2 separate regions of the Homo sapiens genome follow, and region 1 is linked to region 2. The links are chromatin loops, found by intact Hi-C in ENCODE. Cell type or tissue: endothelial cell of umbilical vein. All regions are shown on one strand. Links, peaks and the distances in the headings refer to the core of each region. The heading gives the core; the rest is flanking DNA.

Region 1 (2,921 bases), core at 179-2,678, 69 kb before region 2:
TTTTTATAGCCAAGGATAATATTTCAAAATAATTATGTAATCCTCATTATTTTCCTCTTTTCCTCTAAAAAACCTTTGTGTTTCTTTCTTTCTTTTTTTTTTTTTTTTTTTTTTTGAGACAGAGTATCACTCTATCACCCAGGCTGTAGTGCAGTGGCACGATCTCAGCTCACTGCAACCTCCACCTCCTGGGTTCAAGCAATTCTCCTGCCTCAGCCTCCCGGGTAGCTGGGACTACAGGCGCATGCCATCATGCCTGGCTAATTTTTGTATTTTGAGTAGTGACGGGGTTTCACCATGTTGGCCAGGCTGGTCTTGAACTCCTGACCTCAAATGATCCACCCACCTTGGCCTCCCAAAGTGCTGGTATTACAGGCGTGAGCCAGCGCACCCAGCTGAAAACCTTTGTGTTTCTTTACCTCCTTAAATACTCATGTGGTTTACTATGGCATGCATATTCCCACGGCTGGCTCTATTCCCTCACAAATATCTTTTTTCTCTGTTCGTTATTTAGGCTGACATCCCAAATGAGGAACATTCTATTAGAAAAAAGGGATACTATATTATTCAAAACTGTAAATTGTCATGAAAGACAAAGACTAAGGAAACGTTCCAGATTAAAGGAGGCTATAGAAACATGACTAAATTCAATATGGACCACAGGCTGAATCCCGCACTGGGGGAGAGGGAAAGGGAAATTGCTATGAAATGAAAAACATTATTTCATCCATTAACATGACTGGAATACAAACAATATATTAGATAAAAGTATGGTATCAGCCAGGTGCTGTAGCTCCCTCCTGTAATCCCACCACTTTAGGAGGCTGAGGCAGGAGGATCCCTTGATCCTAGGAGTTCAAGACCAGCCTGGACAACATAGTGAGACCCTGTCTCTACAAAAAAAATATATATATTAAATTAGCCAGACGAGGTGGCTTGTGCCTGTGGTCCCAGCTACTTGGAAGGCTGAGGTAGGAGGATGGATTGAGCCCAGGAAGTCAAGGCTACAGTGAGCCTTGTTCAAAGCACTGCACTCCAGCCTGGACAACAGAGTGAGGCCCTGTCTCAAAAACAAACAAACAAACAAAAAAGTATGGCATCGTGTTAAATTTACTGAAGTTGATAACTGTGTCCCTACTCTTAAGAAATATACACTGAAATATTTAGGAGTCAAAGACCGTGATGAATATGACTTACCTTCAAATAGGAGTAAGAGAAAGAGGGAGAAACAAGAAGGGAGAGACGAGAGAAAGAAAAGGGGGGGGGGGAGGAAGGGAGATAATAATAATAAGTATAATAAAACATATATACTAAAACTAATGGAGTAAAATGTGAATAAGTATATCTGAGTAAAGAATATATGGATGTTCTTGTACTATTTTTACAACTTTAAATTTGAATTAAAAAAAATGTTCCAGAAGGGTTACCATGTATCCATTTCTCATTCTTTCTTTGAAATGAAGAAAAGCGCATGCCAATTAAAACTATATATGTATTGCGAGTAACTCATCACTGACTCACTGTATCTCCCCCTGGTTAGCGTCAATGAGCCAGGTGACAGGAAAGTGAGAGAGCCCTGTCCTGGAAGGAGACACATGCCATACAGGGGAGGAAACACCTGTCCTCTGAGCCCCTCCAGCTCTCCGCTATGCGTGCCAGGCAGTGAGGGGCAGGAAACAGGGAACAGCAGGACATTCCAGAGCCCCTGAGTCCCCTGGCCTCTGGCAGCCTTCCGGCCAGTATCTGATTCCCCAGGGCCTGCCCAAGGGTAACTCTAAATAGTTTTCCACTTCAGTCTAGAGAAAGACAAAAGAAAAATGATTCTGAAAGCCAGGGATGTCCTGGATAGAATCCAGGGCAAAATATAGTCATAAAAATCCTTGAAAATAAGGATATGGTCAATGCTTTCGGGCCCGCTGAAAACAATGAGGCAGTGAAGGGTAAATAATCCTGCCCAAAACAGCCTCCCAAGCATGCCAGAAGCGGGGGCTGGCAAACCAGCTTGCTAAAACCAGAGGCCAAGCCTATGCCTTTTCCCAACTTCTAACACAGCAAACCGCCACTCTGCCTTTATAAAGGTCTGTGTGCTATGTATGTTCATTGCAGCACTATTCACAATAGTAAAGACATAGAATCAACCTAAATGCCCATCGATGATAGACTGGATAAAGAAAACGTGATACATATACACCCTGGAATACTATGCAGCCATGAAAAAGAATGAGATCATGTCCTTTGCAGGAACATGGATGGAGCTGGAGGCCATAATCCTTAGCAAACTAACCCAGGAACAGACAACCAAATCCCAAATGTTCTCACTTATAAGTGGGAGCTAAATGATGAGAACACATGGGCACATAGAGGAGGACACACACTGGGACCTTTCAGAGGGTGGAGGGTGGGAGGAGGGAGAAGATCAGGAAAAATAACCAATGGGTCCTAGGCTTAATGCCTGGGTGAGGAAATAATCTGTACAACAAACTCCCATGACACAAGTTTACCTATGTAAGAAACCTGCACCTGTACCCTGAACTTAAAAATTTAAAACAAACAAATAAAGGTCTGTGTGCACACGTGCACCTCTGGGTAAATGCCTGTTGCCATGTGAGTGCAACTGACAGGTGAGAAGCAGAGAGAAAAAAGTTTTATACAGATAGAACAGAGTGAGGGTTAGTATTCCTAATAATATTCCAAATATATGTAATTATTATGAATTAAAAGGAAAAGACGAGCAACCCAAAATACAATGATTGGCAATCACAAAAGAAGAAATAGAAATGGACAATCAGCACACAAAAGATGCTCAACTTTACAAATGGCCAAGGAAACACAAATTACAACTTTTTTTGGTCCGTTCTACTAGCAAAAATAAATTAGCAGGCACTTTATTGCATTGTTGGTGGACATTAATTGGGACAACA
Region 2 (2,921 bases), core at 246-2,745:
ATCTACAAGCGATTGTACTATCAAATTAACAAAGCAAACTGAAGTAGCCACAATCCTTACTTCTGCTTTAGTAGCCATAATCCTTATTTCTGCTTTAGTAGCCATAATCCTTATTTCTGCTTAAAACTAGTAACATTTCTCCTTGCCCCAACAACATAGGCCCAAATCTATCCCCTACCAGGTAAGAAAAGTAAAATGACTGAAAAAAATTCTATGAATGGTAAAAACCTAAAATAACAACCAAATATAAAATATGTTTGACAACAGAACTTGGTACCAGTAAAGTTAATCTTAGAGACCATCCACTTAAGGTTAAATTAGAGCCAAAAGGATAACCTGTTTTAACAAAATGAGGATGACTCAAGTCAAATGTCAGTCTCTTTCACATATATAAATTTTTTTTCTGTGTCTACAACCTATTCCTGTCAATATGAGATTGGAGGTATTGCCCTACTCTACTCTCTTTCTGTCCCCATATAACATTTTGCCCGCTCCCCCCGCCTCAAGAAAACACAAGGTGTTTAGACTAGCTCAAGGTCAAAAAGTAAATTAATGGTAGGATTAGAGATAAGTTAAAAACAAAACATCTCATTCCTATCCCTTGCTCTAAACTCTTAGTCACTAACATTGTTAAGGCAGGCACAAGTTATAAGATAGATGAACTGTGCTATGGAGATGAAAAAGAAGGGTTAGGGTCTGTGATCTATTTTTTACCTCTTTAGATTTGGAACTTCTACCAGTAGTGCTTTTAGGATTCTTAGTGTTTTGCTCAGCCAAAGTCTGAAATAGTAAATAAGAAATACAGAAAAACGGAATTTACAACCATATTATTAATGTTCTGGAAAAAAAAACAAAAAACAAAAAAAAACAGTAAACATTACCCAAATACAGTCAATTATGCAAATTATTTAACATGTATACAAAACTAAGTCAACAGTCACTAAACAGTATAGGCACAGTCTGTACAAGTTGTAGTTAAATTCAGTTTTACTGATCTTTTCGTCCCACAATGTCTAGTTAGGCAATCAGTGACCTGATAAAGGAAGCTTCAATTTAAGAGAGGAAACAGTTTCCCATTCAGAAGCAGAGTGGTAAATCACCTTAGGAGATTCACTGCAGACTTTTTTTTTTTTTTTTTAAACCACAGTTATTTCCAAATTGTATCCAAATAATGCTTTTCAAACATGTCAATAAATTATGAACTTGAGTTTAATACTCTGAATGTCTACTGGCTTAAACAATGGAATCATTTAAGAAAAGGAAATGGGAGCTTCCGGGGTAGAGTGAGGAGATGAAAGTATGAAACAAAATTACATCTCCTACTACATAGCTACAGCAGCGGAGCTAATCACTTCAAAGACACACTGTGCCATTCTTCCTACCCTCCTCACCTTATTGTTGCTGTCATCCCGTTTCATGATGGAAGGTCTAGCCTCTGTTTCCTGAGATTGTTTTGTTATATCTCTGTAATCCAGTTTAGAAAGCTTGCCTTGCAGGGCTGAGATCCTTCCACTGCCTCCTCTGGTAAGACTGCTCTGAGTAGGTTTGAATTTACTGCTGCTTTCTGCCAAGCCTGACCTGGCACTTGTGGGTTTAAGCAGACCAAATTCCTTGGCTGAAAGTTTCTTTTCAGCATTTATTTGATCTCTGGGCACAGATTTTGGAAAACTTTTCTGATTTTCAGTTTTTGAAACTGTAGCTTTTGCCTTAGGAGAAGAGACTATAACAGCCTTGATGCTTGGTTTACTGCTAGATACATCTGATACAGCCAGAATACTAGTTTTACTAGTTTCATCAGGCTTATTAGCCTGACCCACTCCTTTATTTGGGTATGCCTTGAATAAAGTGTTTTCTGCAGGCTTTTCTTTCATTGCTGCCATCTTTTCCACCTTTTCTGCATCCATCCTACCTTCATTCTTTTCAGCCTTCTCTGTTCCTATTTGAAGATCCATTCTGGTTTCCTTAGTATTAAATTCCTTCTCCTCCTTTTCATCCATGTTACCTTTTTTTTCAGAAATATTCTTTTTGTCCACTGTCTTCTCATCCCCAGTGGGAATTCCTGGTACTAACGTCACAATACAAGTTGATGGCAATATTTCCGAAACAGTTTCATTTTTTTCTACTTCAGCTACAGCTTCTACCATAGTCTGTGTAATTCCAGAAATGAAATCTTCTGCTTCAGATGGAGATTCTTCTAGAATTCCTTTGAGGTTCCTTTCTTCTGCAAACACACTGTCAGATGGTAACAATGCTGTTTTAGGGTTAATAATTTCTGCCCCTTTCTTCTCCAAGTCACTGTTAAACATCTGCTGATTTAAAGCACACTCCTCGGCATTTTCAGTGAATTGTTCAATACTGACTGAAGCGGATGCTACAAGAGGAATTTCTTCTTTGACCTCCTCTCCTTGAGTTTCAAGCTCCAAAGTTTCAACAGCAAAGTCAGAATCACATGTTGCTTTTTCAGCTTCTTCCTCACAAGGCTCTTCCTGCTGTACCAAAGTTTCTGTTTGAATGCTGGGAGTACTTTCTTCTTCAAGCTCATTAGGTTTAACAGAGGGACTATCAGTTGCTGTTTGCACCTCACTTTCATCAATTGGACTGTTTTTCAAGCCAGGGCTAAAAGTATTTAAAAACAAACAAAAAGAACACAAACAAAAACACAAACAAAAATCAAACTATGATGAGAATTCAACCATTATAAAGAATCCTGCTGATGCCAATTGTTAAGACTTCCTGATGCATTCGTAATAAGCACTGGGAAATCCAACCAATCAGCATAAAATGGGTAAGATGTATTGCTGGAAATACGTAAATAATATAAATTATGACTGTTGATATGTTCCTTTTGCGCTCATGTGATTACAGCCAATATTTTCCCTCCTCTGTCAAGTTAACCCCTGACATTGAAAGGTCAAATGTGA

The links. Hi-C counts contacts between places; a loop is a spot of excess contacts. Peaks named below come from ENCODE experiments on the same cell type or tissue, not always from the same donor. Only the 100,000 strongest peaks of a DNase experiment are listed, where the experiment ranks them.
Region 1: it touches region 2 in a loop (8-fold over the local background); 2 of 110 quality-filtered maps call a loop at or near these places.

The regions. Positions count from the first base shown.
Region 1 is chr2:71,491,046-71,493,966 of GRCh38, reverse strand. The region is part of intron 3 of DYSF (dysferlin); the gene reads right to left. Among named protein-coding and RNA genes, the nearest start is that of DYSF, 26 kb to the right of the region's middle. RefSeq lists an enhancer at 1-2,921. In endothelial cell of umbilical vein, for the core only: no CTCF peak of the experiment used is centred there; a DNase peak (open chromatin) is centred at 1,596; H3K27ac peaks cover 2,268 bases.
Region 2 is chr2:71,422,509-71,425,429 of GRCh38, reverse strand. It overlaps ZNF638 (zinc finger protein 638), which reads right to left. Exons shown (of 28, transcript NM_014497.5): 22 at 1,392-2,616; 23 at 715-780. Among named protein-coding and RNA genes, the nearest start is that of DYSF, 43 kb to the left of the region's middle. RefSeq lists a silencer at 1,217-1,511. In endothelial cell of umbilical vein, for the core only: no CTCF peak of the experiment used is centred there; DNase peaks (open chromatin) are centred at 1,409 and 2,459; H3K27ac peaks cover 2,418 bases.